Linked DNA regions of Homo sapiens: region 2 is linked to region 1. Evidence: read pairs that join two places in POLR2A ChIA-PET (ENCODE). Cell type or tissue: MCF 10A. All regions are shown on one strand.

Region 1 (2,500 bases):
AATTCAAGACCGGCCTTAGGCAACATAGTGAGACATAGTCTCTACAAAAAACAGAAAAATTTGCTGGGTGTGGTGGTGGGCACCTGCAGTCCCAGCTACTCCAGAGGCTGAGGTGGGAGGATCAATTGAGCCTGGGAGGGAGGCTGTAGTAAGCCGTGATCAGGCCACTGCACTCCAGCCTGGGCAACATAGCAAGACTCTGTGTCAAAAACAAGTCTTTTTTTACAGCTTTAACTGACATACAGAGGACTACATATATTTAAAGTATGCAACTCGATTGTTTTGTTTTGTTTTAAAGCAAAATCTTGCTCTGTCACCCAGGCTGGAGTGCAGTGGCACAATCTCGGCTCACTGCAGCCTCCGGCTCTGGGGCTCAAGCGATCCTCCCACCTCAGCCTCTCAAGTAGCTGGGACCACAGGCGCACGCCACCACGCCCGGCTAATTTTTTGTATTTTTGGTGGAGACAGGGTTCTCGCCATTTTGCCAGGCTAGTCTTGAACTTCTGAGCTCAAGCTGACCCTCTTGCCTCGGCCTCCCTAAGCGTTGGGATTACAGGCATGAGCAAAGGCGCCTGGCCTCAGTTATTTTTCTAACCTTTATAGCATGTTTCCCCTTAAAATGTGCTTAAGTACTTTTTTATTGTCCCTCTTCTCCCACTAAACTGCAGTTTCCTGAAGGCAAAGGTTTTCTGTTTCCCTCACCACTGTGCACCCTCTGTATGGATGTTTGTTGACTGAATGAATGAATACAATGAAAGAACTGGAGGTAGGAAATAAAGTTGTAAACTTGGTTAGTAAAAGGCTATGCAATTTAGGAAAAGTTGACTTTAAAGCAGAGGGATTTTGGGGGTCCTGTTTCTTCTTTCATTTGTCCATGGAATAATGTCTAACATTTATTGAGTACTTTCAAGCACTATACTAAGTACTTCACAGGTACTATAGAATTTAACTCCCGAGCAACCCCATGGGGGTAATCAAGCTTTATTAACCTCATCTGTCAACAGCCATCAATGGTGGAGAGCCACAGTCAGGTTTAAGTAGGCCGTATCCAATTAATCCAAAGTAATCGACACCCCGTCAGTCAACAATAGCTGTTTCATCAACGTACTTTTCGGAGAAACCCCCTGAATTCCCCGCTTTACCTTTCTATCTTGGGACCGAAACCTACTCGGCGGTTGCTAACCCTTAAGGGAGTTTCCTGGAGAATGTGAGCACCCTTGGTGGAGGAGCAGCAGCTGCTCAGATCTAGCAAGTCTGAGACGAACCGAGCAAGGCAATCTCAGGACTCCCAGAGTGCCGGGGAGGAAGGAAGAAACAGGTCAGTTGGCGCGAACTGGATTCTTGTGCCTCTGGGTGACGAAAGGTGAAGGGATTGTACGCTTCGCCCACGCCAGCCTGGGGCTCGGGATCTCCTGACCCGACGGGGAACCACGGTGCGTTTCCCCAACTACACCGCACGTCACGGACTAAGGCGACTTAGTCCCGCCCACCTTCACCGCCCCATTATCAGTTTGGCGCTAGGACCCCACGACCCTCAACTCGGCCCTCTCCTCCCACTCGGGCCAGATCCGGCCTTCGATTGGTGCTCGCGGGCGTGATTCCCGCCCCCGCCCCTTCCGTCATTGCCAAGATGGCGCCGGTCGCGGTGGCCGCGGAGGCTAGAGTCGGAGAAAGAGGCGGAGGCAGTGGCGGCCGCGAGGGGAGGGGGAGTCCCGTCTGACTGAGACGGCAGGCCTGGGCGGGCGGGCGGGGGTGCCGCGAAGGGCGGAGCGCCGGGCTGGGGATGAGCTAAGCGGGCTCAGAGCGCCGCGGCATTCAGCCCCTCGTGTTCCGCTACCGCGCGTGCGGGATTCCGGCGCCGCTCTCCGAGCTCGATCCGCTGCTCGCACGGGAGCCAGCTGGGTGGTGAGTGCGGGGGCGGCGACCCGGGCAGCGGTGGCAGGTGGAGCTGTCACGGCCCGGAGAGGTGACAGCCGGGGGCGCGGGAGCGGGGCGGGTGGGTTCGGGGAGGAGGCACGGATGGCCGAGATCTCCGCCCGAGAGCTCCTGAGATCCGGGAGGTGCTCCGCGGCTCGGTCCGCCCCGGGATGGCGCGGCGGTGCTGAGAGTAGCACCCGCGCCTCTGCGTCGGACGCGTGGGGGGCTCCTGTGTTTTCATTCCAGATTTTCTATTCCAGGCTGGCCTGGGGCTGTTGTTATTTGGGAGTGGGGGCGGGGAGGGGGAGGTCCTGGATCTGGGATTTTGACAAGCCCGTTACGTAAGTCGGAGGTGGCTTCCCGGAATCCCACCTGCTCGGTATCTGAGACAGGCGGCGGGGGGAGCCCGGGGTGCCTGCAGGCCCACTTTTCCTCCCAGGGTCTGTTCAGCCTTCCCCGGCCCGCGGGCACGGGTTCTGCGTGAGCGCGGCCAGCGTCCAAGTTGACCAGTTTTTTTTCTAGTCTTTTTGGGGGGGTGTGTGGTGGGGGAAGGGAACTGTTCCTGGTTACCACCATTCCCTTT
Region 2 (2,500 bases), 180 kb after region 1:
GCTAAGTCGTTGTCACATTAGGGGTAACTAGACACTTGCTTACCCACACATTCTTGGCCACATCCCTCCCAATAGGGCAAGATTAGAAATCATGACTAAGTTATCAGGCTGCAGCCTTACTTACCTGGAGCCCAATGCCTGCTCAAGCATAACTAGGTCTTGACATGGTGAGATCAGCCAGGTTGGGGAAAGAAGTTTTGAAGCAAATAGGGCAGTCTGCAGGGCCCTGGCCCCAGTGCTGGCAGGGATATTCCCAGGGACAGGAAAAAACTACAAGCAACTGGCCCCACAATCTCCCACATAACAAGCTGTGAGAAGTCAGACAGATTTGTCTGTTCAGTTCAAAGCATCCTCCTTCCTCGTCCCATCTCCTAATCTCGCCCCATCCTATCAGCTAAAAGAAAAAGGCAAATGCCTGAGGCCTTCTAGAGGCCTTTCTGTACTCACTTTGTAACCTATGTGGTTCCACATTGTTCTTTGAACCGTAACTACCCAGGGGCCTGCTGGCATCCATCTAAGCCTATCTCTAGCTGGGATTCCCTGGCTCCCTACATGGTTAGAAAGAAAGTCACCTCTTGCCCTCTTAAGGACCTCACTGAGGCACAGACTACAATGGAGACACCAGGTGGCCAGAGTGGCAGGCAAGAGCCCATGTTGCCTTACAGGGAAATCTGAGCACGCATGCCTTGTCCAGGGTGAGAGGAACGAGGGCCCTCTGCTTCCCTCAAAGAGGGGATAGGGGAAATAAAGTGAGCATTTGGGCTGAGGAGACCAAGAGGCCAAGTCTTGAGGTAAATTGGGCTCAGGTCAGCTAAGAAGGATATACAAAGCATACCTCAGCCAGGAATTACAGTTTTGGGGTTTTTCCCCCCAAGATTCTCGTGCGTTAGCCTCCCAAGTAGCTGGGATTACAGGCACTCGTTACCATGCCCGGCTAATTTTTGTATTTTAGTAGAGAGCGGGGTTTCACCATGTTTCCCAGGCTGGTCTCAAACTCCTGACCTGAAGCGATCCGCCCACCTTGGCCTCCCAAAGTGCTGGGATTACAGGCCTGAACCACCACGCCCGGCCAGGATTTGTAGTTCAGGAATTGCAGTTTAAAAAGAACAGGAAGAGGATTCTGTCAACCGGTTCAGAGGATACGAGAGAGGGGGCTAAAGAGTGACGAGGAAAATAGCAGGAAGGGTTGGGCTCGTGCACCGACGGGGCCCAGGGGAGTGAGGGGACAAAAGTGTGAAGCGGACACAGAGTCACCGGGCCAGGTGAGGCCCATGGGTCAGTGGGGCAGAAGGGGAAGGAAAGAGCCCGAGAATGGGGAGAGATTCAGGGCAATGCAGAGAGACACGGCAGGAAACCCAGCCAAGGCTCGAGAGAAGTTGGGGATTTGTGGGAGGAGAGGGGTGGCCGCGGATTGGCCATCGCGAAGAGAGGCCGCGCCCCCTAGCGTCCCTCCGGGATGAGCCAGAACCCTGCCCGGGCGACCCTGAAGCTCTCCAAGGACCGCCCCGCCCAGCGCGGAGTGCAGGCGCCGGATTCCCTTCTGTCGCGCGGCCTTATAGTTCCGGCTGTGGCGCGCGGACGGAAAGTTTATGCCGACGGAAAGTTTATGCCGACGGACTGTGTCCGGCGATGGGCACGGGGTGAGTGGGGAGGCCGAGGGCCCGGGACTGCCTTTCGCTGCTTGTTGGGGTTACAGGTGAAGGGGTTATGGGTGAAGAACAACCCAGGGCCAGCGCTTGGCCTTCCCGCCACCGTGGCGGCCGCCCCGCGCTGTCTGTGAGGCGCCAGTTCCGGGGCGCTGCTCCCGGCCTCCCCTCGCTCTGAGGCTCGGGGTCCCCAGCTCCGCGTAAACTGCACGATTTCGCCCTCTGCTCAGCTCCCCTCTGCCCCCTCTTTCCAAGAGAGACTTCCAGATCCCACATTTTCTTGACTGATTTTTAAGGTAAAAATACATCTCCCAGATGTGATTTTCAGTCTGGACTTTTAGAGATGAAATTATATCTGAGAACTGGGGAGGGACTCCCGGAGGCTGACGGGAAAGCCAAAGAGCAGGTGAGGCACTAGAAATTCAGGTAGAATCCTGCTTTGAGAGCGAGACTGCTGAGAATCAGTTCTTTATGAATGAGCTAATTATCACCTTCAGGGAAGAATTACAAACGTCTAGCTGATGGACACTTGGTATTCAAGGCCAAATAGGTGGCTAGGGCCTATTTCTCAGACTGTTCCTGAGAAAGAAGAGCCCTAGTTGTTTGAACAGTACACGTGGGAAGGGGGTGGGGGTGGGAGACTTGGGGGCTCAGAATCCACCCAAGTGAGGAATACATAGTGTTGTGCTCACAAAATTGGTAGACTGTGGTGGGCAGGGATTCCCCCCCACCCAAGACGGAGTCTCGCTCTGTCGCCCAGGCTGAAGAGCAGTGGCGCGATCTCGGCTCACTGCAACCTCTGCCTCCTGGGTTCAAGCAATTCTCCTATTTCAGCCTCCCAAGTACTAGAACCA

Evidence for each region. Peaks named below come from ENCODE experiments on the same cell type or tissue, not always from the same donor. Only the 100,000 strongest peaks of a DNase experiment are listed, where the experiment ranks them.
Region 2: POLR2A ChIA-PET joins it to region 1 with 22 read pairs; 14 of 35 experiments call an interaction of 5 or more read pairs at or near these places.

What each region holds. Positions count from the first base shown.
Region 1 is chr15:65,791,415-65,793,914 of GRCh38, reverse strand. It overlaps DENND4A (DENN domain containing 4A), which reads left to right and starts at 1,622. Exons shown (of 33, transcript NM_001320835.1): 1 at 1,622-1,905. LOC105370866 (a long non-coding RNA gene) reads right to left here and starts at 1,442. Exons shown (of 3, transcript XR_932372.2): 1 at 1,143-1,442. RefSeq lists enhancers at 926-1,545, 769-1,734 and a silencer at 1,736-2,065. In MCF 10A, no CTCF peak of the experiment used is centred here; DNase peaks (open chromatin) are centred at 1,514, 2,034 and 2,244.
Region 2 is chr15:65,610,238-65,612,737 of GRCh38, reverse strand. It overlaps INTS14 (integrator complex subunit 14), which reads left to right and starts at 1,607. Exons shown (of 12, transcript NM_001394796.1): 1 at 1,607-1,640. It also overlaps a transcript of SLC24A1 not described here. RefSeq lists an enhancer at 1,530-1,689. In MCF 10A, a CTCF peak has its summit at 1,416 (motif pointing left); a DNase peak (open chromatin) is centred at 1,497.